Regions from separate parts of the Homo sapiens genome. Here region 2 is linked to region 1. A link is an interaction called in ENCODE POLR2A ChIA-PET data of the cell type or tissue named here. Cell type or tissue: MCF 10A. All regions are shown on one strand. Each heading gives the region's core, and the rest is flanking DNA. Links, peaks and the distances in the headings are about the cores only. Region 1 overlaps MAST2 (microtubule associated serine/threonine kinase 2). Region 2 overlaps MAST2 (microtubule associated serine/threonine kinase 2).

Region 1 (15,540 bases), core at 4,001-9,000:
ACTTTGTTCAAAGTACAATATCTGTGAAAAGAAGATTTTGAAGTTCTAAAGTTACTTGTATCTGTTTACCCAGGCTAGAAGGGTTTTATATTTTACTTTTTCATAATTGAAGCAGCTCTGAATGGCTTTTCTTGCCCAATGCTATAGTGGGGGCCTCTTTTTGATGATTCCTTTCAAATAGGATTGTTTCTTTTGCTGTTGTTGTTATTTTGTTTGTTTTTGTGACAGGGTCTCATTCTTTAGCCTAGGCTGGAGTGCAGTGGCGCAGTCTCAGCTCACTGCAGCCTGGTCCTCCCTGGCCTCAGGAGATCTTCCCATCACAGCCTCCTGAGTAGCTGGCACCACAGGCACCTGCCACCACATCTGGCTAATTTTTGTATTTTTTGTAGAGATGGGGTTTCACTATGTTACTCAGGCTGGTCTGGAACTCCTGAGCTCAAGCTATCTGCCTACCTTGGCTTCCCAAAGTGCTTAGATTACAGGCATGAACCACAATGCCTGGCGACTGTTTATTTTGTTTGTGAATTTCAGCACCAGTACCTAGACCCTGCATTTGGGAGCTTAATGTAAATAATGCTTATGTCTCCAGTTACCCTGAAAGTAAAGCTTTTCTAATACCCATTAGGCTTAAGATAATTTTCCTCATATTTCATGAAATGTCTTGCTTTATTTCTTAGAGGCTATGAGCAGTCAATTGAGATAACAGACTGTAGGAGTGGAGAGGTAGCTGTTGGTTGCATTCATCATGGGGTATGTGTATATGTGTGTGTTGATATTATTGGCATTGCTGGCTTGTAGTCTTTAGAGCCCTTGGGGATAGTTAACCTTTTATTTTGTCAGCTTATTCATTTGGGCAGTGGACTTAGATACCAGATATTGGATGAAAGTTAATGTCTGGTGTCTGCAGTGATAGGCACTGCATAGTGGGCAGGGAGGAGTTCCTGGGCCCCAGGGATGTGATGTGTCAAACTTTGTTCCTATGAAACTGACAGTGTCATGTACTTTCCCATTCTGATGCAACTTGATGCCTGGATCAATGCTTCTGGAAAATGTGCTAAAAAGAGATACCACCTGCTGCATACACATAATAAACCCTTTGTTGAGGTATCAGTGGCGTCTGATATAGGGCTTTAGGTTTTCTGTGGGGCTTTGAAAATCAGGAAATTTTGCAATCTTTCAAGACTCTAAAGCCCAGAGTGATAGCTTTGTGTTACATTTAAGACCCTGTCTTTTAAAAGTTGGTGGGAAGTAATTTCATATAGATTCTCTAAGTGTCCAATGGGAAGGCAGGACGTAGCAGAGGTTGGGAGGGAAGTAGCCATAGTCATCACTCATATCCCTACAGGGAACCAGTTTGTTGTTAAAAAATGGATGTAGTTGTTGGCGAGCTTTACCTGTGTAGGTGGGATCTGAAAATCCTTGAGAACCTGTTTTTGTTACTGTATGTTGAGAATAGTTGTCATGCTCATTATCCCCACATTTATATCGCTAGATCTCATAACTGTCCATTCACCATAATGTGACTGAATATTTCAGAGACATCTGAACTGCAGCATTTATGAATCTGAGTCATTGTCTTTCTCAAAAATCAGGTCCTCTCTTATACTCTAGCTTATTAAATGGTACTGCTTCCTCAAGATAGAAAATTTAGTTATTTTTGTTGCCATGCTCTTCCTTACACTCACAAGTCTTTTCTGTTATACCTCTCAAATATCTCTTGGTGTTCTGTCTTTATTTTTATTTTATTTTATTTTTTTGAGACTGAGTCTCGCTCTGTGGTCCAAGCTGGAGTACAGTGGCGCCATCTGGGCTCACTGCAAGCTCCGCCTCCCGGGTTCACACCATTCTCCCACCTCAGCCTCCTGAGTAGCTGGGACTACAGGCCCCCACCACCACGCCCGGCTAATTTTTTGTGTTTTTAGTAGAGACCGGGTATCACTCTGTTAGCCAGTATGGTCTCGATCTGCTGAACTTGTGATCCACCCACCTCGGCCTCCCAAAGTGCTGGGATTACAGGCGTGAGCCACCGCGCGCGGCCTCTTTTTTTTTTTTTTTTTTTTTTTTTTTTTTTTTTTTGAGATGGAGTCTTGCTCTCTCGCCCAGGCTGGAGTGCAATGGCACAATCTCGCCTCACTGCAACCTCCGCCTCCCAGGTTCAAGTGATTCTTCCGCCTCAGCCTCCCCAGTAGCTGGTACTACAGATGTGTGCACCACGCCTGGCTAATTTTTTGTATTTTTAGTAGAGACGGGGTTTCACCACGTTAGCCAGGATGGTCTCAATCTGACCTCATCATCCATCCGCCTCGGCCTCCCAAGTGCTGGGATTACAGGCCTGAGCCACTGTGCCCGGCTGGTGTTCTCTCTTTCTTTATACTACCACTGGTTTGTCCAGATAGTCACAGCCATTGTAATCTCTTGCCTCTGCTACTGCCATAACCTCCTAACTGGCCTTTCTTTATCTGGCATTGCTCACCCTCAGTCTACCTAACTATCATACAATAGCCAGGAAAAGCTTTTTAAAATGCGGATTTCATTATTAGATATTAATTTAAACTTTTTTGGTGAAATTTTTTTTTTTTTGAAACAGAATCTCACTTTGTCACCCAGGTTGGAGTACAGTGGTGCGATCACGGCTCAGTGCAGCCCCAGCCTTCCTGGGCTCAGGTGGTACTCGCACCTCAGTCTCCCAAGTAGCTGGGACCACAGGTGCACGCCGCCACACCCAGCTAATTTTTGTACTTCTTGTAGAGGTGGGGTTTTGCCATGTTGCCCTGGCTGGTCTCAAACTCCTGGGCTAAAACTACCTGCCTTCCTCGGCCTTCCGAGGTGCTGAGATTACAGGTGTGAGCCTCTGCACCTGGCCTTTGGTGAATTTTTTCTTACTCTTAGGATCACACCTGACTATCTATACAGTGTGGTTGCTATATTTTTCTCCATGTTTTACACAATGTGTTCTCTGTGCCTGGAATTTTTGTTTTGTTTCGTTTTGTTTTGTTTTTTTGAGGCAGAATCTCACTCTGTTGCCAGGCTGGAGTACAGTGACGCAATCTTGGCTCACTGCAACCTCCACCTCCTGGGTTCAAGCAATTCTCTTGTCTCAGCCTCCTGAGTAGCTGGGACTACAGGTGCACGCCATGACACCCAGCTAATTTTTTTTTTTTATTTTTAGTAGAGCCAGGGTTTCACCACATTGGTCAGGCTGGTCTCGAACTCCCAACCTCAGGTGATTAAGCAATTCTCCTGCCTCAGCCTCCCAAGTAGCTGGGACTACAGGTGCGCTCCACCACGCTGAGCTAATTTTTATATTTTTAGGGTTTCACCATGTTGGCCATGATGGTCTCAATCTTTTGACCTCGTGATCCGCCTGCCTCGGCCTCCCAAAAGTGCTGGGATTACAGGCATGAGCCCCCGTGCCCAGCTGGAATGTTCTTTTTCCATCTATACCAATCTAGTTCCTACACACCTTTCAAGTCCCAGCTTACACCTCACTTCCTTATGAAAGGCGTTCCTGACCTCACCCAAACCTTGCTGTCTGTAGACTAAGTTGGGTTTCCCAGAACATACTTTCAATAAAGCCTCTACTTTTTCTTCATAGCTCTTACATCAGTTGTAAATAAAGAACTATTTGTCTGCCTTTTCCCGTTGTGTAGTATGTAAGTATTAGCTCAGGCTGCTGTAACAAAATACCACATGCTTAAATAACAAAAATTTATTTTCTTACAGTTATGCAAACTAGTAGTCCAAGAAGGTGACAACATGCTAAGTTTCTGGTAAACCTCTCTTCCTGGCTTGCAGAGAGTGGCCTTCTTGCTGTGTGCTCACATGGCCTTTATGTGGTACACCAGCCTGAGGATAGGGGCATAGATCTGTCTCTTCTTCTTTTTCTTCTTCCTTCTCCCTCCTTCCTTATTTTTTCCTTCATTTTCAAGCCCAACAGTCCTATAGGATTAGAGCCACCCCTATGACCTCATTTAACCTTAATTACTTCCTAAAGAACCTATATGGAAATATAGTCAGATTGGGGGTAAAAGCTTTAACATGAATTTTGGGGAGACACAGTTTAGTCCATAGCAGATGGTAAGCTCCGTGAGGTCAGGACCATGTTGTGCGGTACAATATGCTGATCCCAGAGCCTACTATAGAGTTTAACACAAATTGGCAATCATTTGAACTTGTTCCAAACATTGGTATGGTCTGGCACAAGAATACAAATAGAGGTATACACGTTTAATCATTTAAAATAGAGCTACCAAATTGTAAAATAAAATAAATGCTTTGTCCTCCTACCTCTAGAAATATAGTTGCATAATAACAAATTTTGAAATATGTGTAAAGCTATTGATTTTTAAAAAATAAGCACATGTTAAATATTTAACTCATTGTTAGTAAGGAAATCTGGCAGATATATTAGCCAGTTCAAAGAAGTAAAAGAACCACAAAGTGATATGTGGTATGTGTATGTGTAGTGTTGAAATAAATGTATTATTTATTATAAAATTGAGTTTTTCCATGGAGAGAAGGGAAGTCAGTTGCACCTTCACTGTACAGAATTGATCAGCATGTCTATAGACAAACATTATTTTGTGCACTGGATGTACTAGCTCACACCTGTAATCCCAGCACTTTGGGAGGCTGAGGCAGGAAGATCACTTGAGCCCAGGAGTTTGAGCCCAGCCTGGGCAATGTAGTGAGACCCTGTCTCTGCAAAAGTTTTTTTAAAAAAATTAGCCAGGTGTGGTGGTGACTGCCTGTAGTCCTAGCTACTTAGGGGGCTGAAGTGGGAAGGTTGAGCCTGCAGTGAGCCGTGATTGTGCCACTGTACTCCACCCTGGGTGACAGAGAGAGACCGTTTCAAAACAAAACAAAAAAAAGAAATTATTTCACATAACGTCAGTTACCTACCTATAACTTACAGAGTTGTAAAGTAGCTCAAAGACAATAAAAGACAAACTAGAAGAGTATTCTCTAAACAATATGCATAGTTTTTTATTGGAAATATCTAGTAACCTTTTTTTCTTTTTTAACTTTTTCCAATTTTTTTTTTTATAATCTCCTACCTTTTCATCTAAAATAATTTGAAACGTTTTTGTTCACAAAACAAGGGTGGTCTCATTGGGTTTGGCCTGATTATTTGCATAGTGTGGCCAGAATATTAATTTATCATAAAGCCTTCTTAAATTTACTTTGCTGTAAATTTTTATAAAGAATCTCAGATTGGACTTTTAAAGGCCTCTATTATTTGTATTTTGAGGCTAGGAAGGCAAGCCTAAGAAATACCACATTTCACTTGTAATAACTATAAATTTGGGTGAATTCCTAAGGGTCCTGGGCCTTCCAGGAAGTGGCCTTCCTTACCATCTGTAAGTCTGGACCCTGTAAAGCCAGATACCAGGCCAGTTTTCCCAGGAAGGTTTTGTAAGTATTGGCTCCATAAAGTCAACCATAGTTCCTTAAAAGTGGTTTGTTATACCTGATCAAATAAGCATGATTCTCAAATGTGACCTTTCAGGCAAGCTCTTTGTTGGACAACCATTTTTTACAATTATATTCTGGTCAAAAGGAGAACAGATTCTTGTTTAGCCCTATTCAAATAACCATATTGCCTTGAACTGTAAGGAGACTCAGTAAGACGTTCTTAGTTCTGGGTTAGGGGAGGGTCAGTGAGAATCAGATGTGATTTAGGAATGTTTCATTTTACAAGAGCAAAGTCTACTCAATTGTTAAGAGTTATAGATAGCCTAACAAGGAATACAACTGGCTCCCTTGCATATTAGAAAATGGACATTAAAATAATATTTCAAACAAATTACTATAATCATTTCTTATAGTTCATACCGTTCTGTGTACCTAATTCTCATTTCACTGGATCTTACGTTAGTAGTCGGCTTCTTAACTAAAAAAAGTTCTGGAAATTCTGACTCATTCCACTGGAATGATCTGGAAGTTGTCCAGTTGTCCAAGCAATGCTATTGGAAGCCTGTCTATTCTTTGATGTGTCAGTAGTTTTAAAATACCTGCCGCAGTCCTTTTCCGTGGAGCTCTGAGACAACCCTTCTTTGTTGAAGACACAGACTCTGGCTTCTAGCTGATTGTAGAGCCTTCAGACAGGCCTCAGCACAAAACAGAATCTCTCTGCATGTGACAGAGTCTCATATCATAAGAATAATGCAACTAACAAGGAAATTAAGTTGTTTTTGTCACATGTAAAATGAGAGTAATAAGGCCAGTCCAAAAACTTATAGCAAACTGTAAGAGATTATTGCAAATAAGACAGTGAAGGTTACATCTGATTTAGAAAACATAGATAAACATAATTTTTAGAGAGGGAAAAATCTTTATGTATAACTTATAATATTCTTGTGGTATTATACAGACACCAAAAACATACCAAGAATATACTAAGGACATCAAGTAAAGAGATTCAATGGGTCTGGAATAAGTCCTATACATCTATATTTTTATAAAACTCCAGTCCTATACATCTATATTTTTATAAAACTCCACTGACCTAGAAGGTGCTGGATTGAAATGTTAAAAGTAAGGTTGTTACCAAGTAAACATTTTCAGTTTTTATTATTTATTTATTTATTTATTTTAGACAAGGTCTTGCTCTGTTGCCCAGGCTGGAGTGCAGTGGCTCTGTCATAGCTCACGGCAGCCTCAACCTCCTGGGCTCAAGCGATCCTCCTGTTTCAGCTTCTCAGGTAGCTGGGACTGTAAGCATGCATCACCATGCCCAGCTTATTTATTTCATTTAATTTATTTTTTATTTTATTTTAATTTTTTGCAGGGGGCGGGGTAGAGATAGGGTCTTGTAATGTTCCCTAGGCTGGTCTCTAACTCCTGGGCTCAAGTGATCCTTCTGCCTCAGCCTCCCAAAACGTTGGGATTGCAGATGTGAGCCACCGCACCTGGCCAGTATTTTAGATAATAACTGAAATTAAGACTGAAAACACTTCTTCCTGTAGGATATTTTAAAAAAAAAAAAAAAGACTGAAAACACTAAACTTTTGTTTCCTAAAATCTGGCAGAGTTCTGTCAGGACTCAGAAACGTTATGGATAATGAGGACATTGACAAATCTCTAGGAGTTTTCTATTAATCATACAATAACTAGAATATTTATAGTAATAGCATTTTACCCATACAACTTTAACCTAGGGAACACTGAACATGTCTTCTGGTAGATAACTTTTCTCATGAAATTCATTAATAACAAAATATTAAACCTAATTATTTCTAACATTTCTCTAAAAAGGAGAAAACACGTCTTTGTGATTTTGCCAAGGATGTTTTGGGATATCTCAGAGATAGTTTTTGGTATTAAAAATACACTGACCCCAGCACTTTGTGAGGCCAAGGTGGGAGGATTGCTTGAGCTCAGGAGTTTGAGACCAGCCTAGGCAACATGTTGAAACCCTATTTCTACAAAAATATGTAAAAGTTAGCTGGACGTGGTAGCGCACACCTGTGGTCCCAGCTACTTGGGAGGCTGAGGTGGAAGGATTGCTTGAGCCTGGGAGGTGGAGGTTGCAGTGAACTGAGATCATGCCACTGCACTCTAGCCTGGGTGACAGTGAGACCCTGTCTCAAATTAAAAAAAAAAAAAAATTACACTGAAAGTTTTATTTTATTATTTTCTACACGTAGGATCTGATTTGGGAAAGACAAATCTTCAAATAATCGTTAGTGGAAACACTTAAGATAGGATTGTTGGTGCTTGAGAAATAATACCTGGTTACTTATTTAACCGAAGTGACGGTAAAACATTTATAAACAAACATAGAAAGTAACACAATTTTAAATAACTGTAGTTTTTTTTATGAGGAGCCCTATGCTTGCTTGATTAAGGACCTGATAAGTCAGCATAAAGCACAGAAAATTTTTCTAGCAAGACACAAAATATTTGCTAACTAGGCGTATTACATAGCAAAAGAATATACTTTAATATTGTAGGTAATGGATGGCAGTAAACAGTAAACCAAGGACATGGACTCACCAAAACTGAATAAATTATTTGCTAAAATTTTAACCAGTTTTAGCTTTTCAGACTCAGGTATTATAAACCATGACAGCCAAAATTCACATTCCGAGTTGTGCCCTTCATTAGTCTTCATACTCTGGAACAGACTTATGCTTTACTTGAGTACAAGTTTTAGGGGTTCTCAAGGTCACAATTAATTTGATAATGAGTACTAAGATGTTATTAAGATGCAGTGCATTTTTAGTGTTATCATCAAATGAATCAGTAAGTGTTTTTTAATGTCTCAGTTTCCATTTTCAATACTGTAATTATTGATGGTTATATCCCACAGAAACAATTTGGGGTCCTTCATTTTATGAATTTTGGCAAATATATATACCCATGTAACTACAACCACAATTAATAGATAGAACATTTTTCTTACCCCCAAATATTCCTTCTGTAGTTTTGCAGTCAATCCCATCTTCCACATCTTGGCCTCAGGCAACCACTGATCTATTGTTTGGCACTACAGATTAGCTTTGCCTGTGGTAGAATTTCATATAAATGAAAATGACAAATGACCTGCTTTTTTGTAATTGGCTTCCTTTATGTTTCAGTGTTTCCTTTTGTGACTATACCACTATTTGATGGATATTTGGGTTGTTTCTAGTTTTTGGATATTATGAATAAAGCTGCTATAATCATTCATGTATAAGTTTTTTTTTTATGGGCATATGTTTTCATTTCTCTTGGGTACATACCCGGGATTGGTCAGCCCATAAAATCAGTGTCCCACTCTGCTGCCACAAATGGGAATAACTTAGCTATAAATAAATACAAAACAAAACCCAGTTATGTAAAGAAAAATTGAAATTAGAAATGTGGAGATTCCGTAAACTTCTTTGTTCATCTGGGAGCCAACTTCAGATTACCACTTCAGATTTACCTGTGGGAACCAAGCACTGATGTACATGGATGGTCCACGTGAGGTGTACTTCTCTGATGTGACTCACAGGTTAATTCTTTGGACATTTGGTGGAAGACTTCCAAAACTGTTTAACAGACAGTTTTTTTAAAAAAAGTAAAAACAAAAAATCATGGCTTTCATCCAGATATAAAATGAAAACATTCAAAGATGAAAGAAAAACAGCATATCATCAAAGAGAGAAACAGGCAAATATTACAACCAATTCCATTATCAATTTTTATACAATTGAAAATGGCAAAATGTCAAAAATGACAGTTGAATTAACACTGCACATGTCTATGTGTTCATCTATTTAAATGAGCAATAAAGTAAAGGCAAATTCATAAATTATTAAAATATTTACACTTTTCTTTGGCTTTATTTTTACCAAAATTGTTATTTGTAATCAATAATTTCTTGTAAATTGTATTCTTTTAATAACAATGCCAAATGAAACAGACTTTCTTGAATGACTATATTTCTTAGATTTTTTTTTTTTTTTTGAGACCGAGTCTTGCTCTGTTGCCCAGGTTGGAGTGCAGTGGCACTGCAACCTCTGCCTCCCTGGTTCAAGGAATTCTCATGCCTCAGCCTCCCGAGTAGCTGGGACTACAGACATGGGTGCCACCACACCTGGCTAATTTTTGTGTTTTTAGTAGAGATGGGGGTTTCACCATATTGGCCAGGCTAGTCTCGAACTCCTGACCTCAAGTGATCCGCCCTCCTTGGTCTCCCAAAGTGCTGGGATTACAGGTGTGAGCCACTGTACTTAGCCTCTTAGATTTTTATTTTAATATTTACCGGTTTATAGGATATTGCAAAGGATAGAGATGAAGAGATTCATAGGGTGAGTTACTAGGGAAGGGGCAGGGAGCTTCTGTGCCCTCCCCAGCCGTGTCACTTCAATAACTTCCATGTGTGCAGCCATCCTGAAGCTCACTGAACCCTGTCCTCTTGGGTTTTTATGGAAGCTTCATGAAGTCAATATTTCTTGCCCCAGGTGTAGGGTGGAACTCTCTCATGGGAGAGCCTTAAGACCCACAGTCAGAAAGGTTGGGGAACATTAAAGTGAAAGGAGAGCTGGAGAAGGTCAGAGGCCTGCCCCTGAGGCCTAACGCAGCCAACATTCTAACAAAAGACTGTAACTAGGGCTATGGGAGTTGTAAGCCAGAAACCGTAGATTAAAACCAGTATGTATATCATAACACCACAGGTCACCCCCTAGTTTGTGACCACAGATCTTTTATATCAAACAATATTTGTATATGCAGTCATTAATCATTAGTCCAGTACATCATATTGTATGAATGTCTCCCAGGATGAGGCCATTCCGGTTTGCAAGTTTCCTAAATCTTGTCAAGTTCCAAAAGCAGGATTGGCCTTGGTAAACACACAGCTTCATACTTTCATGCATCTGGAATAATTGAGCTTGAGATAGTATCATCTTTTGTTCTTAGACTCTTTTGGGCTGTTAACATAACATTGAATTTTCCTCAGTTAGTAACCCTAACTCATTTATTCACTTCTTTACTTTCAGCTATGGTTTCTCCTTCTTTCCGTTTATACCCAAATTTTTTCACCTCTGAAAGGGACATTAGAATCTTCTTGTGCTGTTCCAGATTGCAGGCAGCAATACAAGTCTAGGAGTAGGTCTTCCTCAGTCCACTCCCATTCAGATAGGGTAAAGTTATATAGGAGCAGAACTAGTGAGCTATTTTTACCATCAGGCAATATAGTTGCATTCACTGTTAGTCCCACTTTTGCTAAATGGGGTGAAAGCACTACTCACCCCAGTAATGTTCTTAGGAATTTTGCCATTAGGTTTAAAAACATAGTTACAGTTTTTTCTTAGAAATCATCTCTGATGTTTCAGCACTTGTAGTTGCAACCCTGGTCCTAGGACCACTGCATCAGGTAGGAGAGAAAAAATAAATTTTTTAAAGGTGATTTGGGGAGGAAAGAAAAAACTATAGGCTAGGCGAAGTGGTCATGCCTGTAATCCCAGCACTTTGGGAGGCCAAGGCAGGAGGATTGCTTGAGCTCAGGAGTTTGAGACCAGCCTGGGCAACATGGCAAAACCTGTCTCTACCAAAAATACAAAAAATTAGCTGGGTGTGGTGGCACTTGCCTGTGGTCCCAGCTACTCGAGAGGCTGAGGTGGGAGGATCTCTTGAGCCCTGGAAGCGGAGGTTGCGGTGAGCCATAATCACGCCGCTGCACTCCAGCCTGGGCAACAGAGCAAGACCCTGTCTTAAAAAAACAAATAGAGCCAGGCACAGTGGCTCATACTTGTAATCCCAGCACTTTGGGAGGCCAAGGCAGGCAGATCACCTGAGGTCAGGAGTTCGAGACCAGCCTGGCCAACATATAGTGAAACTCCGTCTCTACTAAAAATACAGAAAAATTAGCTGGGCATGGTGGTGCATGCCTGTAGTCCCAGCTACTTGGCAAGCTGAGGTGGGAGAATCGCTTGAACCTGGGAGGTGGAGGTTGCAGGGAGCCGAGATGGCTCCGCTGTACTCCAGCCTGGGCGACAGAGTGAGACTCTGTCTCTCAAAAACAAACAAACGAAACCAAAAAAAGAAAAGAAAAAGAAAAAATTATAGTAGTTATACAAGTGCGCTCCTCCCCTGGTAAGAATTGTGTAGTCATACTAGCATCCTCCCCATCCCCTCTTCCTCAGATCAACCAGAAAAACAGAGAAAAAGTCCCACGTTAAGTATGAGCACATACGTCCTTATGATCGCCTGTAAGCCAGCCCTTCATGCTTTTTATCTCCCCCTGTTTTAGACAACCAATGTTTCAATTGCCCATTCTACTTCTCTATCAAACTATTACTCTAAGGAGGATATCTCACTCTGTCCATTGTTGGACATTATGGGCTGTATAGTGTGTTCCTTGGTCTGAAGAATGATGGTGGGCCATCCAAATCCATGCAATATCTTCCGTTCTGTTTTTTTTGTTGTTGTTGTTTTTGTTTTTACTCTGAGAATTTTTATCTTCCATGGGATAAGCAAAGCCCACTCCAGAGTCAGTGTCTATTCCTGTCAAGACCCCTTTGTAGCTCCCAGGGCTACCGGCATCAGTCTCATTTGCCAGCCATGTTCAGGGCCTTCCTACCAGAGAATCTGCGCCATAGCCATCAGCAATCTCTGTCTCTGTTGCTGAGAAACAGAACAGTTCTTTCTGGCATTTTGTACCTGAAAGGGTGCAAAAGGATCATGTCTAGATTCAGCTCACCTCTGCACTGCTGCATTGCCCCCATACTCACTTTTTTTCAGGGACTGAGTTGGCCACCTCAAGGGAGCACATGGGATGTCTACTTATCCATCCCTGTCACCTTAATGCATCCCTCAAATCTCCTTAGGGCCATGCTCCATATGGGCATTCTTTTAACAGGCCAGATTTCCATTGTCCTCTCACCTGAGTATATAGCCAAGCCATTGGTTACATTGCATGAGGTCAGTAAAGACTCAAACACAGGGGCTTCTACCATTGTTCAATTCTTCCATCAGTCACTGTTAGAAAAATATAATGCAATTCAGCCCACCAAGCAGATCTGTTTTTACCTTCTTTGATCAGAGGAGTAGTCTTCCAAAGCAGGATGATGGTTTTCATTTACCTTGGAATTGCCATCCATGAACCAAACAGCTCTTGATCAATTTTTTTTAATTAAATTTTATTTGGAGGAGATTTGCTCTGCTGAAGCAATAGAAATTAGAATTGGCCAAAAATATTTTTCCTTTCTTTTCTTTTTTTTTTTTTTTTTTTTAGATTCAGGGGTACATGTGCAGGATTGTTACATGGATATATTGTGTAATGCTGGGGTTTCGGCTTCTAGTGAACCCATCAGCCAAATAGTGAACATAATACTCAATAGGTAGTTTTTCTATGCTTGCCATACCTCCTCTCCCCTTTTGGAGTCCCCAGTGTCTATTGTTTCCATCTTTATGACCACACGTACCCATTGTTTAGCTCTCACTTATAAGTGAGTACACATGGTATTTGATTTTCTGTTTCTGAGTTATTTCATATAGAATAATGGCCTCCAGCTACATCCACATTGCTGCAAAGGACAGGATTTCATTCTATTTATGGCTGCATAGTATTCCATGGTATATATGTACCACATTTTCTTTATCCAATCTACTGATGGTGGGCACCTAGGTTGATTTCATGAATTTGTATTGTGAATAGTGCTGCGATAAATGTACCAGTGTAGGTGTCTTTTTGATAAAATAATTTTCTTATGCTATGTCATCAGGCCCAAGGGGAAAAAAAGAGCTTTACAATTAAAAAAAAATTTTTTTTTTTAAGATTTCTTTTCCCGGCCCAGCGCGATGGCTTACACCTGTAATCCCAGCACTTTACTTTGGGAGGCTGAGGCAAGTGGATCACAAGGTCAGGAGTTCAAGAACAGCCTGGCCAACATGGTAAAACCCTGTCTCTACTAAAAATAAAAAAATTAGCCAGGCATGGTGGTGTGCACTTTTAGTCCCAGATGCTTGGGAGGCTGAGGCAGAAGAATTGCTTGTACCTGGGAGCCAGTGGTTGCAGTGAGCCGAGATGGTGCCACTGCACTCCAGCCTGGGCGACAGAGCGAGACTCTCTCTCTCTCAAAAAAAAAAAAAAAAAAAAAAGATTTACCCTTGGGTAGATAGCCAGTAGTGGGATTGCTAGATCAAATGGTAGTTCTATTTTTAGTTCTGTGGAAATCACTATACTATTTTCTGTAGGGGTTGAACTAATTTACATTCCCACCAACAGTATATAAGCATTCCCTTTTCTCTGCATCCTCACCAACATCTGTCATTTTCCATTCTGACTGGTATAAGATGGTATCTTATTGTGGTTTAATTTTCATTTCTCTGATGATTAGTGATGTTGGATATTTTTTTTTTTTTTTTTTTTTTTTTTTTTTGAGACGGAGTCTCGCTCTGTCGCCCAGGCCGGACTGCGGACTGCAGTGGCGCAATCTCGGCTCACTGCAAGCTCCGCTTCCCGGGTTCACGCCATTCTCCTGCCTCAGCCTCCCGAGTAGCTGGGACTACAGGCGCCCGCCACCGCGCCCGGCTAATTTTTTGTATTTTTAGTAGAGACGGGGTTTCACCTTGTTAGCCAGGATGGTCTCGATCTCCTGACCTCATGATCCACCTGCCTCGGCCTCCCAAAGTGCTGGGATTACAGGCGTGAGCCACCGCGCCCGGCCGATGTTGGATATTTTTTTCATGAGTTTGTTGGTCACTTGTCTTCTTTTGTGTCTGTTCGTTTCTATTGCCTACTTTTTAGCAGATTTATTTGTTTTTTTCTTACGATTTAAGTTCCTTATAGATTCTGGATATTAGTCCTTTGTTGGATGCGTAGTTGGCAGATATTTTCTCCCATTCTATGGGTTGTCTTTTTATTCTGTTGATTGTTTCTTGTGCTGTACAGAAGCTCTTTAGTTTAATTAAGTCTCATTTGTCCATTTTCGTTTTGGTCATATTTGTTTTTGAGGTCTTAGTCATAAATTATTTGCCTAGGCCAATGTCCATAAGAGTTTTTCCTAGGTATTCTTTTAGGGTTTTTATAGTTTCAGGTCTTAAATTTAAATTTTTAATCCATCATGTGTTAATTTTTATATATGGTGAGAGATAGGGGTCCAGTTTCATTCTTCTGCATATGGCTAGCCAATTTTCCCAGCACCATTCATTGAATGGAGTGTCCTTTCCCCATTGATTATTGTGGTCAACTTTGTTGAAGATCACTTTACTGTAGGTGTATGGATTGACTTCTGGGTTCTCTGTTTTATTTCATTGAGCTGTGTGTCTGTTTTTGTACCAGTACCATGATGTTTTGGTGACTATAGCCTTGTAGTATAATTTGAAGTCGAGTAGTGTGATGCTTCCAGCTTTGTTATTTTTGCTTACGATTGCTTTTACTATGTGGGCTCTTCTTTGGTTCCATATGAATTTTGGAATGGTTTTTTCTGATTCTGTGAAAAACGACATTGGTAATTTGATTAAAATTGCTTTGGGCAGTGTAGTCATTTTCACGATATTGATTCTTCCTATCCATGATCATAGGATGTTTTTCCATTTGTTTGTGTTGTCTGTGATTTCTTTCATCAGTGTTCTTTAGCTCTCCTTGTAGAGGTCTTTCATCTTCTTGGTTAAATGTATTCCTAAGTATTTTATTTTGGTTGTGGCAATTGTAAATGGGATTGAGTTCTTGATTTGATTCTGAGCTTGAATGTTGGTATATAGAAATGCAACTGATTTGTGCATTAATTTTATATCCTGAAACTTTACTAAAATTGTTTATTGGGTCTAGGAATCATTTGGAGTAATGTTTAGGGTTTTCTAGGTATAGGATTATGTTGTTAGTGAACTGATATAATTTGACTAACTCTGTTCCTATTTGGATGCTTTTTATTTTTTTCTCTTGCCTAATTGCTCTGGCTACCACTTCCAGTACTATGTGGAATAGGAGTAGTGGGAGTGGACATCCTCGTGTTGTTCCATTTCTTAGAGGGAATGTTTTCAGTTTTTGCCCATTCAGTATGATGCTATTGGCTGTGAGTTTATCATATATGGTTGTTACTATTTTGAGGTGTCTTCCTTCAATGC
Region 2 (15,540 bases), core at 4,680-9,679, 86 kb after region 1:
AGGATCAATAGGTCAGGAGGCATGCATATTTTAATGTTGTTTGTTACATATCATCTAATTGATTTTACATGAGTATTCTGGAACTAAGAGTGTGCCTTCCATAAAAGCATTCAGTCCCTATCATTCAAGGTCAAGCTCAAGCCCTAGTGTCAAGCAGGAAGATCCAGCTGCCAATTCCAGGTGAGGACTCCTGCTGCATGGAAGATGACTAAGATCGTAATAATGCCAGCCGTCAGTAGGAGTCCACAGACCTCGGCCCACTGCATCTTCTTTGGGTTTGAAGCTGTCAAGGAGGACTCAACATTCAGCACACTGGTTGGAACAGCATTTCACTCACAGAAAGGACAGATACAACAAGATCAGAGTCTGTGATGTGCACCAGTGGCAAAGATCCCATTCCATCCTGTGGTGGGCAGATACACTGGTGGGGCTGGCCGTGTGCCACATGCCACACACACTTAAGCAATACAAAGAAGTTTACTCCATACCCAGAAGAGGGGAAAAGTTTCTGCTAATAAGGAAGAAGAATCTGTGGCCAAGTGACAGCTTGCCACACAGCTTCCTTATGAGGGAAAGTTTTAGACCCAGGCCACTAATTGGGTAGTCTTGGAGAGGGGTGGCAGGTCATGTGACGGCTACATCCCTTACAGCCAGTAATCCATCCCTCTTTACTCCCTGACACGTATAGACTCCTCACCTCTATCTGCATTGAATCTATTTGGGCTAATTTCATTATCCCTTACTCCTGTTTATGCCCATTGCCACAGGAACCCTCAGGTTACCCGCACCCCATCATCTACATGCTTAATTCATCTAAACCTCTGAACATTCCCTGCTCTGTCTTATCCCTCCCTGACTCTGGAAACCCTTCCAGTGTACCTTTTGGAATTCCAGTTCTTTATCAGCAAGATCTGTCTCGTAATCTGTTCTCTAAACATTCTTTCTTCTTCCTGTTCTAGTGGAATCATAGGGGAAGAGGGAGAGCTTAGAACACTGATTATCTGCAGACTACTCAAGTGTTAACCCTTTTCTCATAATCTCAAAGCATTGGGTCTAGTAGTAAGGGTAGATGTCCTCTGTTTTTTCATTATTTTCACTGTCTTCTCCCTAATCTCCCCAAACTTAGAATCTTACATATCATTAATTTGTATCATTTAGTACCTATCATTGCAGCTGTAAAACTCTTCATACATTGCAATTGTAAAAATTTTAGCTCTTGACTCCAATTACTCTCTTCAGTTCTACTCCTGTATTATTCTTTTTTTCAGTCTGTTTGTGAGCTGTAATGTGTTATTCTTGGTGGTTTCGATACACCCGTAGTTGATAACTCCAGTTCTTAAGACTTTCTGTTCTTTGAACTCCTGTCTTCCAGTGAACCTCTCCACTACCCTACCTCAATCACTTATGCCCTAGATCTGTACTTTAGACCTTGTCTCCATAATTTCAGTTTCCTTCTTCCTGCTCTCTGAGCACCACCTCTAATCTTTCTATAGCTTGTGTCATCTAGAAACCCCACCTTTGAAAAACAGTCATTTGATCCTGGGACCTTTAATCCTTGGGAACCTTCGATAACTATATTGAGATGTCTTCCAGACATCTGTGTGAATAATTCAGTATGTTTGTCTTGATTTCAAGGAAAAAATAGGGCTAGAGATACAAATGTTGGACTTTCACCATATAAAAAGATCTTAAATCTGTGTGTCTAGATGTCATCACCTAGGGAGTGAACATAGACAGAAAGGACTAAAGGTACAAGGACTGAACCCTGGGACATTCCAGTTTTCAGAGACCAAAAGAATGAGGAGAGACCCAAAAGGAAAGAGGAAAACTTAGAATATATAGTGTCCTGGAAACCACATAAAAAGAGTATTTCAGAAATAGCATGTGATCACCTGAGCCAAATGATATAGACAGATCAAGTGACATGAAGTCTGAGTATTGCCAGTGGGATGTAGCAATGTAATGTCAGTGTTGACATTGATTAGCTGTTTTGATGGAATGGTGGGGGCAAAACCTAATTGGTGAGTCAAGAAAGAAAGGGAAAAAGAAAATGGAGATAATAACTAAATAATTTGTCAAGGAGTTTTGCTGTTAGAGCAGAAATGAAATGCAAAGATGGGTAGAGAGATCAAGAGAGTTTTCTTATTTGAAAAAAGTAACAGTGTCTATGTACATACACTGATGGAAGTGATTCAACAGCAAGAGAAGATCTGATAATGCAAGAGAAAGGAGAATGGCTGGCACAGTGTCCTTCTATAGTTGAGAGGGGATGGGATCTAGTAAATAAGCAGTAGGTTAGCCTAGCTAGGAGCACAAACAGTCCTTCTCTAGGAATAGGGGAGGATGTGGGGAATACAGTGCAGATTATGGCTGGGTAGATGTGGTAAAGATAGCTTATTGAAGTTCTTCTCTGATTAGTTGAGGCCAGGTGCTGTGGCTCACGCCTGTAATCCCCACACTTCAGGAGGCCAAGGCGGGAGATCATGTCAGCCCAGTAGTTTGAGACCAGCCTAGGCAACATGGTGAAACCCCATCTCTACAAATGATACAAAAATTAGCTGGGCATGGTGTTGCATACCTGTAGTTCCAGCTACTTGGGAGGCTGAGGTGGGAGGATCATCTGAGTCTGAGGAGTTCGAGGCTGCAGTGAGCTGTGATTGCACGGAACTGTGATTGTGATTTTGAGAAAGAGCAAGACCCTGTCTCAAAAAAATATTTTTTTCTCACTAAAATGGAAAGTGAGGTGATTAGCTGAGCCTGAAGAGAGAGGATAAAGTATGATACAGTCTTTTAAAAGGATGGGAGAAAGAGTACACTAAGAAGTATGGTCTGATTTCCAGTAGTATGAAGAGCCAAAGTTAGTGATCATACACATAAAGTGAGACTAGTCAGCTTTTCTATATGACTTTCTGAAACTTCTCAGGCTAGGATTTTGGAAAGATTGTGTGAAGATACTGAAATTACTCCTGACAGAAGGCATGATAAAAAGAATGTGAGTGATACAGGAATAAAATCCTTAAAGAGTGAAGGGGATTTCCCAAAGGTTTGTATGTGACTTTTAGCAAGGAGGAGTAATGGTTGTTGTAGTCTGATGACATCATTTCAAACCTGGGTGTTTTTATGGAGAACAGAGGGAGAATGCCTGAAGATGAAATGAGCCAGCAGGATGTCTACCCCACCTCTAGGTCTAGTGGTACAAAGGGCATGTGAAATCCAACAGCCATCATTTGAGAGAGCTGCCAAGGAAGCTGCATCCACAGGGGACAGTCAAGTTGCAACCTGTTCAGGGTATGTTAAGGGCTGTACTAAATGTGTGTCCAGGGTGCTTGGGAGTACAAAAGTAAAGATTTGTAACCCAAGCTAGTCATTAAGCAAGGTGTTCTTTTTGGAGGTAGCTCATTGAATGAGGTAGAAAGCTCATTCTAAGATCCGTATGAAATAGAATTATATGATTAGGAAATTAACAGTCCACAGCATTATAGTTGCCTGGATACGATGGCTCACTCCTGTAATTCCAACACTTTGGGAGGCCAAGGTGGGAGGATCACTTGAGGTCAGGAGTTTGAGACTAGCCTAGGCAATATAGTGAGTCCCTGTCTCTCCAAAAAAAAAAAAAAAAAAAAAAAAAAGCCAGGTGTGGTAATACACACTTGTAGTCCCAGCTGCTCAGTAGGCTGAGGTGGGAGGGAGGATCGCTTGAGTACAGGAAGTCACGGCTGCAGTAAGCCGCGGTCACGCCACTGCACTGCTCTCCAGCCTGTGAAACAGAGCAAGACTCTGTCTCAAAAAAAAAAAAAAAACACAGACCATAAAAAAGTACAGATCGTTTGTTACTAGATTATAAACTGCTAATCAAATATGGATGGGTAGGCAGAAAGTCACGGAGGGCTATATGCAGTGCTAAAGGGATGAGGTATGAGGAGTCCATGGCATGGACTCTTTTTTACCTAAGATCCATGGACCCTGAGTGGTTTTACAAGTGCCATAAATCCCCTAAAATTATATTCCCAATTTTGTATATATGTTCATTTTCTTGTGGAGGCAAGATTTGCCAAAGGTGGTTTTTTAATCTAAAAACTGAATACTTTTTTTTTTTTTTTGAAACAGAATCTCTCTCTGTTGCCCAGGCTGGAGTGCAGTGGTGCAATTTCGGCTCACCGCAACCTCCACCTCCTGGGTTCAAGTGATTCTTGTGCCTTAGCCTCCCAAGTAGCTGGGACTGCAGGTGTGCACCACCACACCCAGCAAATTTTTTTTTATTTTTAGTAGAGACGGGGTATCACCATGTTGGCCAGGCTGCTTTTGAACTCCTGACCTCAGGTGATCCGCCCACCTCAGCCTCCCAAATTGCTGGGATTACAGGTGTGAGCCACCACACCCGGGGAAAACTAAATACTCTTTAAGGCTTGAAGAGGCAAAGTGGTCCGGGCACAGTGAGTCACACTTGTAATCCCAACACTTTGGGAGGCTGAGGTGGGCAGATCACTTGAGGTTAGGAGGTGGAGACCAGCCTGGTCGACATGATAAAACCCCATCTCTATTAAAAATACAAAAATTATCCAGGCATAGTGGCACATGCCTGTAATCCCAGCTACTCAGGGGCCACAACATGTGAGAAGAATGCAAGGAAAACTCTGGAAACATTAAAATCACATTGTTCTAGTGGTGATTACCTGTGGAAAAAAGTAAAAAAGCAGCTTTAACTTTTTATTCAATTTGCTACGGTTTTTGGCCATAAGAATTTGTGAATTGTACGATAAAAATGTTAAAATAAAAGTTATTAACAGAGGGCAGTGCTGGCAGTTGGAAGACCAGTTAAGAGGCCATTGCCATTATCAAGATGTTAGGGGAATGTTTGAAATAAAGAAAATATATGACTATGAGAAAAATGTAAGAGATTAAATCAGTGGCATGTGGATTGATTGTCTTCAGATTCCCTGAGTGATTAATGCCATGTGTTGATACCCTTAACTTAGATAAGGAATACTAATAGGAAGAGAAGAGTTAGGGGGAGGAAGACGAACCCAGGATCAAATTTACACGTATTCAGACACTTGATTTATGACAAAAGTGGCACTATAGAGCTGTAGGCAAAATCCATTGGATGTTTGTATAGAGAAATTGGAAAACGTGGCTCTTCACAAGAAAATCAATTCCAGGTGAATTATAATTTTAAATGTGAAAGGTAATACAGTAAAACTTTTAGAAGGTGTACAGAAGAAAATCTGCATGGCCTTAAAATAGGGAAATTTTTTAAAAACAGGATATAAAGGATAAGATTCCTAAATTTGACTACATTTAAAATGAAGAATTTCACCGGGCACGTGGCTCATGCCTGTATTCCCAGCACTTTGGGAGGCCAAGGCGGGTGGATCACCTGAGGTCAGGAGTTCGAGACCAGCCTGGCTGACATGGTGAAACCCGGTCTCTACTAAAAATACAAAAATTAGCCAGGCGTGCTGGCGGGCGCCTATAATCCCAGCTACTCAGGAGGCTGAGGCAGGAGAATGGGTTGAACCCGGGAGGTGGAGGTTGCAATGAGCCGAGGTGGCGCCATTGCATTCCAGCTTGGGCGACAAGAGGGAAACTCTATCTCAAACAAACAAACAAACAAACAAACAAAAAGGCCGGGTGCAGTGGCTCACGCCTGTAATCCCAGCACTTTGGGAGGCCGAGGCGGGCGGATCACAAGGTCAAGAGATCGAGACCATCCTGGCTAAGACGGTGAAACCCCGTCTCTACTAAAAGTACAAAAAAATTAGCCAAGCATGGTGGCATGTGTCTGTAATCCCAGCTACTCGGGAGGCTGAGGCAGGAGAATCGCTTGAACCCAGGAGGCGGAGGTTGCAGTGAGTCAAGATCGCGCCACTACACTCTAGCCTGAGTGACAGAGCAAGACTCTTGTCTCAAAAAAAAAAAAAAAAGTTCTGGTTATCAAAAGATACTATGAAAAGAGTGAAACGAGAAGCCACAAGGTGCGAGAAGATAATGTGACACATAAAAGTAACAAAGGACTTGGGTTCAGAATATATAAAGAACTCCTGGGGCCAGCACAGGTGGCTCCTATAATCCTAGCACTGCGGGAGCCTTAGGTGGGCGGATCACTTGAGCCGAGGAGTTCGAGACCAGCCTGGGCAACATAGTGAAACCCTATCTCTTATATTTAAAAAACAAAAACAAAAACCACACAAAAAAACCTGTACATCAATAAAATAAAAAGATAGTATGATTGAAAAATGGCCAAGGGACTTGGACAGTTCACACAAAAGAGATCCAAGTGGTCAATAAATGCATGAAAAGATAATTTACTCTCATTAGTAATTATGAAAATGCAAAAGAAGCTGGGTGCGGTGGCTCACGCCTGTAATGCCAACCTTTTGGGAGACCGAGGTGGGCAGATCACTTGAGGCCAGAAGTTCAAGACCAGCCTGGCCAACAGGGCAAAACCTTGTCCGTACTAAAAATACAAAAAAATTAGCTGGGCATGGTGGCGCACACCTGTAATCCCAGCTACTCAGGAGGCCGAGGCAAAAGAATTACTTCAACCTGGGAGGCAGAGGTTGCAGTGAGCAAAGATCACGGCACTGCACTCCAGCCTGGGCAACAGAGCGAGACTCTGTCTCAAAAAAGAAAGAAAGAAAATGCAAAATAAAATCACAAAAAGATATTATATGACCAATAATGGCTTAAAGAGTGACAAAACCAAGTATAGATGAGTATGTGAAACAGTAGGAATCCATAAGTGCTGCTGGTGAGTGTATAAATTAATACAACTATTTTGCAAAACAGCTTGGTGTTTTCTTACGTAAAGTACAGAAACAAGCAAACTAGAACACAAACGGACACATATTATATAATCTCATTTCTATGAAATGTCCAGGATACACAATTTCATAGAGGCAGAAAGTAGATTAGTAGTAGCCAGGGGCTCGTGTAGATGGAAATGAAGAGTGACTGCTAACACTCGAGTAGAGGGAAATGAAGAGTGACTGCTAACAGGTATAGATTCATTTTTGGGCGATAAAAATGTTCTGGAATTATATAATGGTTATGATTGCATAGCTTTGTGAATATACTAAAAACCTCTAAACTGCACACTTAAGGGTAAATGTTACATGAAAGTTATATCTCACTTTTAAAATTGTATGAGAGAAAAACTAGAGTGTTTAGAGTTGCATATTTAGTTGGTAAAGCTATAAGGAAATGATTATCATAATATTGACTTTAGATGGGGTAAAGGGAGGGGTTTTGATCAGGAGGGATTATGTGGAGGGATTTTGGAAGATGGCATTGTTAAACCTAGATGGTGTTTACACAGGTGCTTGCTATATAATTATATTCCTTTATAACTAGTTAAACTGTATAAATGAAGCAGCTGATTCAAGGTCAACTGACTGCTCCCAGTTTTGTTTATAACTTGTTTCTCTGGGATGAATCATCACTTACCTTTGAACTGTCTCCTCCAGCTGCTAAAATCGATTCTTAAAGTGGAAAAAGCCTGCTTGCTAGGCTGCTAGATTTTCTGTCAGATTTTTTGTTTTTTTTTTTTTTTTTTGGTCCCATTGAGCCAGTTATTGCCATCCTTAAGGAAGGATTCTTCTCAATAATGTCATTTTTTCTGGAGCTAGAACCGTGAATGTAAGTCATTAATAACAATCAGCTTAGCTGGGCACAGTGACTCACACCTGTAATGTCAACACCTGGGGAAGCCAAGGTAGGGGAATTGCTTGAGACCAGCCTGGACAACATAGTGAGACCCCCATCTCTTCCAAAAATTAAAAAATTATCTGGCTTTTCCACTTTATGATGGCTTACACCTGTAGCTCCTGCTCCTCAGGAGGCTGAGGTGGGAGGATCATTTAAGCCCAGGAGTTTTGAGGCTGCAATGAGCTATGCCTGCACCACTGCACTCCTGGGTGACAGAATAAGACCCTACCTGAAACCAAAACAAACAAAAAAAAGTAGCTATAAAAAAGAATGAAATCACTGATGCAGCTGGAGGCTATTGTCCTAAGTTAATTAAGGCAGGAACAGAAAATAAAATACTGCATGTTCTCCCTTATATGTGGGAGCTAAACAGCGGGTTACTCATGGCCATAAAGATGGCAACAGGCCAGGTGCAATGGCTCACGCCTGTAATCCAGCACTTTGGGAGGCCGAGGCAGGTGGATCACTTGAGGTCAGGAGTTCAAGACCAGCCTCGCCAACCTGGAGAAAACTCATCTCTACTAAAAATACAAAAATTAGCCTGGTGTCATGGCACACGCCTGTAATCCCAGCTACTCAGGAGGCTGAGGCAGGAGAGTCGCTTGAACCCAGGAGATGGAGGTTGAAATCGCCCCACTGCACTCCAGCCTGGGCAACAGAGTGAGACTGTGTTTCCAAAAAAAAAAAAAAAAAAAAAAGGCAACAAAAGATTGGAGACTACTTAGAGGGGGCAAGAGTTGAAAAAGTAGCTATTGCGTTCTGTGCTCACTACATGATTGATGAGATCAATCGTACCCCAAACCTCAGCATCACGCAATATACCCAGGTAATAAACCTGAAAGTGTACCCGCTGAATCTAAAATAAAAGTTGAAATTATTTTTTATGTGAATTTTTAAAGAATCAGTTTAAATATTTTCTTCAGAATGTTTTGTTGTTTTTGCTTTTGTCTTTGGAGACAAGGTCCTGCTTTGTCACATAGGCTGTAGTGTAGTGGCATGATCACGGCTCATTGCAGCCTCAACCTGCTGGGCTCAAACAGTCCTCCCACCTCAGCCTCCCGATTATCTGTGACTACATGTGCGCACCACTATGCCCAACTAATTTTTTAATTTTTTTGTAGAGACAAAGTCTCACTGTGTTCCCCAGGCTGGCCTCAAACTCCTGAGCTGAAGTGATCCTCCTGCCTTGGCCTCCCAAAGTGCTAGAATTACAAGTGTGAGCTACCATGCTGGCCCAGAATGTTGTTATAACATCTTAATCTTCCTTCCCCCAAAATAAGACCAGTTCAAATTGTAACCATCCAATGGGTCCTCCTTGCCCACTGTCCAGATAGAGCCAATTTATCAAAACAGGGGAATTTCAATAGAGAAAGGGTTTAATATACGCAGAGCTGGCCAAACAGGAGACTGGAGTTTTATTACTGAAATCAGCCTCCCCCACATTTCTGAGGCTATGGTTTTGTTTTGTTTTGTTTTGTTTTGAGATGGAGTCTCAAAAATTGCACTCCAGTGCCCAGGCTGGAGTGCAGTGACGCGATCTCGGCTCACTACAACCTCTGCCTCCCATGTTCAAATGATTCTCCCACCTCAGCCTCCTGAGTAGCTGGAATTACAGGTGTGCATCACCACACCTGGCTAATATTTGTAGTTTTAGTAGAGATGGGATTTCACCATGTTGGCCCGTCTGGTCTCAAACTCCTGACCTCAGGTGATCCACCTGCCTTGGCCTCTCAAAGTGCTGGGATTACAGGTGTGAGCCACTGTACCTGGCTGAGGCTAGGGTTTTTTAAGGATAGTTTGGTGGGCAGGGGGCTAGGGAATGGGGGAATGTTGAGTAGTTGAGTCAGGGATGATGTTATCTATAGGAGAATCTGTGAGGTTAGGAATCTTGTGGCCTCTGGCTGAATAACTCCTGAGCCATAATTTTTAACCTTGTGGCCAATTTGTCAGTTTTACCGAAGTGGTCTGGTCCCCAATCCTTCAGAGGGTATTTTCCCAGCAGGAGCTGTTACCTTCTTTGTTTCAAAGTAAACTAAATTCCTACCAAAGTTAGTTTTGGCCTAAGCTCAGAAATGTACAAGGGCAGCTTGGAGGTTAGAAGCAAGATGGAGTTGGTTAGGTCAGATTTCTTTCATTGTCATAATATTCCTAGTCAGATTTTTCTCACTGTCATAATTTTGGCAAAGGCAGTTTCAAAATTATTGATTTTATTCTGTCAACAAACTTTAAAATGGTGGTAATTTTGGCTTTTTTTTTTTTTTGAAAGAGTCTTGCTCTGTTGCCCAGGCTGGAGTGCAGTGGTATGATCTCAGCTCACCGCAACCTCTACCTCCCTGGTTCAAGCAATTCCCCTGCCTCAGCCTCAGCCTCCCGACTAGCTGGGATTACAGGTGCACACCACCACGCCCAGCTAATTTTTTTGTATTTTTAGTAGAGACGGAGTTTCACCATGTTTGCCAGACTGGTCCCAAACTCCTGACCTCAGGCAATCTGCCTGCCTCGGCCTCCCAAAGTGCTGGGATTAGAGGCGTGAGCCACCGCGCCCGGCTGTAATTTTGGCCTTTTAAGGTAAATGTATATTGGAGAAATAGAGAAAACCCAATAAAAGTAGCACACATTTTTAGGCCTTAGCATCTGTGGTAGAATAAAGAATTTCTGTGATCTTTGGTCCAGATGTAGGCACAGAGCCTCTGAAAACCTTGGAATTTCCTGAAACATAGGATTGTCTTGTTATACCAGTGAGGTGACTCGTAGTGGGCCCCTGGATAGTTTCAGGTTGGGGACTGATCACAAGAAAGACAAACCACATTATTAGAAGGTTGAGATAGAGGCCGGGAGATTGAGTTCAGTCATTTAGCCAATCATTTAATCAATCATGACTATGTAATGAAAATTAAAACTCTGGACAACCTTAAGCTCAGTAGAGCTTCCTGGTTGGTGAACACAGGAGGGTGACACTCCCGGATTCCACAAGGAGAGGGCACAGGATCTCTACTTCCCCTCCCACACCTCACCCTGCCTTTGTGTATCCTTTATAATAAAACTGTAATAATAAGTATAGTGCTTCTCTGAATTCTATTAGTTGTTCTAGTAAATTATTGAATGTGGGAGGGCTGTGAGTACTCCCTGAACTTGCAGCTAGTCAGCCAGATATGCTGGTGGTCTTGGCCCCTCCCCCTGCCATCCCCACAAAGACTTATGACTGGTGTTGGAAGTGCGGCAGTCTTGTTGAGGACTTTGCTCTTAAACTGTGGGGTCTATGCTAACTCTATATGGATGGCATCAGAGTTTAATTGCAGTATACCCAACTTGAGGTAGTGTCAGAATAGCATCTTCTGAAAAGTCTGCAGAGCCTGGCCAGTTGGAAAGAATGCTTGTTTATTATATTGTTGCTTGCAGTTGGTGGGAATTCATCATTACTTCCCCTTGCATTACAGATGCCTTTTGCCAAAGATTTCCATCACATATATAGTGGTCTGTTTTTTGCTATTACCCTGGCAACAACTCCATAACTTGGAAACCATTTCTTTTCTCCAACGTTGGCCATATTTGGTAATGTAGAATGTTGAATTGTGAATCAGCTCTAAAAATCCTAATAAATAAATGAACCTTAAAAATTGATTACTTAATAAGTACAGTATTTACCTTATTTATATAAGAGCAAAGACTTATCATATGATGCCTTTCATTCTGGTAGGTGTCACCAAGAATTCAATATAAGACTCAGAAAAAGTCTTTGACTTAGAAGGTGTTGTAAACTAAGCACATTCTGATTTCATTATCATGGCCTTATGGAAGCCCTCATCACTTTTCATTTGGCTTATCGAAGATACCCCCTAACTCCTTTTCCCTCTCTATTCTGTCCATTCTAAATTTTAGAGTAAGACACTTTTTTTTTTTTTTTTGTCTGAGACAAGATCTTACTCTGTTACCCAGGCTGGAGTGCAGTGACATGATCGCAGCTCACTGCAGCCTCTACCTTCCAGGGCTCAAGCAGTCCTCCCACCTCAGCCTCCCAAATAGCTGGGACTACAGGTGTGCACCACCACCCTCAGCTAATTTTTTTTAGTTTTTGTAGAGATGGAGTCTCACTATTTTGCTTAGGCTGGTCTTAAACTCCTGAACTCCAGAAGTCCTCCCACAGTGTTAGGATTACAGGCCCAATTTTCTTTTACAAAATATGTTCCAAATATGCCAACTTTTTCTGTGCTAACAAGTGATTTTTAGTAGTATACTCCCTAGGAGATTTGGGATAAGGGGCACAAACACTCTTTTTAGGGCGAAGGTGATATTTTATCATTGAGTGCAAAGGTAGCTACACTTTAAAAGAAATTTGTGCCATGAAAAAAGCAATTTGAAGATGGACGTTTAGAAATGTTACCATCTATATGTGATTTTGGTTGAAAAATGTTATGCCTCCTCCAAAAGCTGGTAAGTCTATCATTTGAAAACATTGGAAATAGAATGTTTCTAATCTTCCAAAAGAAAGGTTCAATTTTTGATCTATTGTTTAAAAATATAAAACTATAATACCTCTTCATTAGGTTCCAAGAAAAATTGCTGACATTACAGAAGATAAAAATTTATCATCCCTTGGAGGGAATTGAAAAACAAGTATCATGATTTAATAAATACAGCCAACAATGCACTTCTTCCATTGGGAGCTACATGTCTTTGTGAGGTTTATTTTATTTTATTTAATTTTTAATTTTTTTTTTTTTTGAGACAGAGTCTCATTCTTTCAACTAGGCTACAGTGCAGTGACACAATCGTGGCTCACTGCAGCGTTGACCTCCTGGGCTCAAGTGATCTTCCACCTCAGCCTCCCAACTAAGTACGACCACAGATGCACACCACCACACCCAGCTAATAATTTTTTAAATTTTTGTAGAGACAGAGTCCCACTGTGTTGTTGCCCAGGCTGGTCTTGAACTCTTGGCCTCAAGTGATCCTCCTGCCTCATCCTCCCAAAGTACTGAGATTACAGGCAAGAACCACCACCCCTGGCCTATTTTTTATCTATAATAAAAGCAAGTCAAAATCTAAATTAAAAAACCAAACCACAGAAGGGTTTAGACCTAAGATTTTTAAAAATAAGAGCCATCTGATCAGGCACAGTGGCTCCCACCTATAATCCCAACACTTTGGGAGGCCAACGCGGGAGGATTGCTTGAGCCCAGGAGTTCAAGACTGCAATGAGCTGTGATTGAGCCACTGTACTCCAGCCTGGGTGGCAGAGCAAGACCCTGTCTCAGAAAAAAAATCCATAAAAATGAGTAAATGAGTACATAAATATGAGCTATCTTCAATCACATTGCATTCTAAATGAAAAGGTAAAAAATTTTGTACCATGAATATGTAAGGTATTTAATATATTTGTTTTACTTATTTATATTTATTTTTAAACAAATGTTACTGTGATAAAATTGATATACAGTATTCAAAGTATAAAATTAGATAAATTTCTCTTTTTTTGAGACGGAGTTTCACTCTTGTTGCCCAGGCTGAAGTGCAGTGGCGTGATCTCAGCTCATTGCAACCTCCACCTCCCGGGTTCAAATGATTTTCATTCATTTGAATGAAACCTCAACCTCAACCTCCTGAGAAGCTGGGATTACAGGCTCCTGCCACTACATCCTGCTAATTTTTGTGTGTGTGTGTGTTTTTTTTTTTTAGTAGAGACCAGGTTTCACCATGTTGGGCAGGCTAGTCTTGAACTCCTGACCTCAGGTGATCCATCCGCCTTGGCTTCCCAAAGTGCTGGGATTACAGGCGTGAGCCACCGCACCCAGCCAGCTTTCGACCTATGTATACACATCTGTGCAGCCATCATCACGATCAAAATTGTGAATACATCTGTCATCTCCTAAAGTTTCCCTAGGTCCTTTTGTAATTACTTGCAGGCAACCACTGATGTGCTTTTTGTCACTCATAGATTACTTTGGATTTTGTAGAATTTTATCTAAATGGAGTTATATAGTATGTACTGTGTTTTTTGTCTGGCGTCTTGTCCTTTGTATTTCCATATGAATTTAAAAATCAGATTATCAGACAGGCAGCTGGTATTTTTATTGGGATTGTGCTGAATCTGTAGATCAGTTAGGAGTGAATTGACTTCTTAACAATATCAAATCTTTTAACCCATGAACATGCTTTGTTTCTCCACCTATTTAGATCATCTTTAATTTCTCTCAACATGTTTTCTGAAGTTCTTATGCCTCTTTTGTCAAATTTATCACTAGGTGTTCCATATTTTTATGCAATTATAAGTGGTATTGTTATTTTTCATTTCTATTTACAGTATGTATAAATGTAGTTGATTTTGTATATTGATCTTTTATCCTGCAGCCTTGCTAACTCTCTTATTCCAGTAGCTTTATTGTAGATTCTGTTGTATTTTCTGGAGATACTCCTGTTGTCCATGAAGAAAGACAACTTGCCTATTCCACTGGGCTGGAACTCCCAGTATAATTTTGAATAGAAATGGTAATCGTAGATATTCTTGCCTTGTTCCTGATCTTAGAGCATTTTGTCTTTACTATTAACTGTGGTGTTAGCTCTAAGTTTGTCATAGATACCCTTTATCAACTGAAGAATGTGTCCTATTCCTAGTTTGCTAAAAGTTTTTATCAAAAATTATTATTGAACTTTTGTCAAATGCATTTTCTATGTCTAATGAGATGATTATATGTTTTTTTCTTGATTAGCCTACTAATGTAGTGACTTATATTGATTGATTTTCAGATTTTAAGCCAACTAGAATTCCTGAGATAAACGTTACTTGGTCATGATGTATTTGCTCCCACCTCCCATTATTTAGAGAATATTCGTTTATGCCGGGCACGGTGGCTCATGCCTGTAATCCCAGCACTTTGGGAGGCCGAGGCGGGCGGATCACGAGGTTAGGAGCTGATCAAGACCATCCTAGCTAACACAGTGAAACCCCGTCTCTACTAAAAATACAAAAAATTATCCAGGTGTGGTGGCGGGTGCCTGTAGTCCCAGCTACTCAGAGGCTGAGGCAGGAGAATGGTGTGAACCTGGGAGGCGGAGCTTGCAGTGAGCCGAGATTGCGCCATTGCACTCCAGCCTGGGCGACACAGAGAGACTCCGTCTCAAAAAAAAAAAAAAAAAAAAAGAATATTCTTTTGTATTAGTCTTTTTATATGTTGTTGTATTTGATTTGCTGAAATTTTAATATGTATGCATCTATATTCATAAGGAATATTAGTCTGTAGTTATCTTATAATATCTTTGTCTGGTTTTGGTGTCAGGGTAATGCTGACCTCATAGTTATGAATTGGGAAGTATTCCCTCCTCTTCAATTTTCTGGAAGTGTGTAGAATTGTTACTACTTCTGTCTTATATGTTTGGCAGAATTGTCCAGTGAAGCCTCTGAACCTAGAATTTGTGGGAAGGTTTTAAATTATAAACTTAATTTTGTTAATAGATATAGGATTAGTTAGGTTATCTGTTACTGAGTGAGCTTTGGTAGTGTATATCTTTCAAAGAATTTTCAGTCTCCTCTAAGTTGTCAAATTAATTAACATAAAGTTGTTTACAATAATTGACAAAGTTGTTCTGATAACTGTAGAATCCATAGAAATGTGACCTTTCTCATTCTTGATGTTGGTAATTTCTATTTTGTCTTTTTTTTTCCTGATTAGTCTATCATTTTAATTTTATTGATCTCAAAAACCTGTGTATGTTCTTTGTTGGGTTTTTTGGTTTGTTTTTTGAGACAGGGTCTGTCACCCAGGCTGGAGTAGGGTGGCACAAATATGACTCACTGAAGCTTCAACCTCCTGGGCTCAAGCAGTCTTCCCACTTCAG

Evidence for each region. ChIA-PET counts read pairs that join two places held together with the same protein. Peaks named below come from ENCODE experiments on the same cell type or tissue, not always from the same donor. Only the 100,000 strongest peaks of a DNase experiment are listed, where the experiment ranks them.
Region 2: POLR2A ChIA-PET joins it to region 1 with 5 read pairs; 3 of 35 experiments call an interaction of 5 or more read pairs at or near these places.

Annotation. Positions count from the first base shown.
Region 1 is chr1:45,886,624-45,902,163 of GRCh38, forward strand. The region is part of intron 4 of MAST2 (microtubule associated serine/threonine kinase 2); the gene reads left to right. It overlaps LOC105378694 (a long non-coding RNA gene), which reads right to left. Exons shown (of 5, transcript XR_001738038.2): 2 at 8,912-9,017. Among named protein-coding and RNA genes, the nearest start is that of MAST2, 91 kb to the left of the region's middle. In MCF 10A, for the core only: no CTCF peak of the experiment used is centred there; DNase peaks (open chromatin) are centred at 5,948 and 8,978.
Region 2 is chr1:45,971,893-45,987,432 of GRCh38, forward strand. The region is part of intron 5 of MAST2 (microtubule associated serine/threonine kinase 2); the gene reads left to right. Among named protein-coding and RNA genes, the nearest start is that of PIK3R3, 150 kb to the right of the region's middle. RefSeq lists a silencer at 3,669-3,788. In MCF 10A, for the core only: no CTCF peak of the experiment used is centred there; no DNase peak of the experiment used is centred there.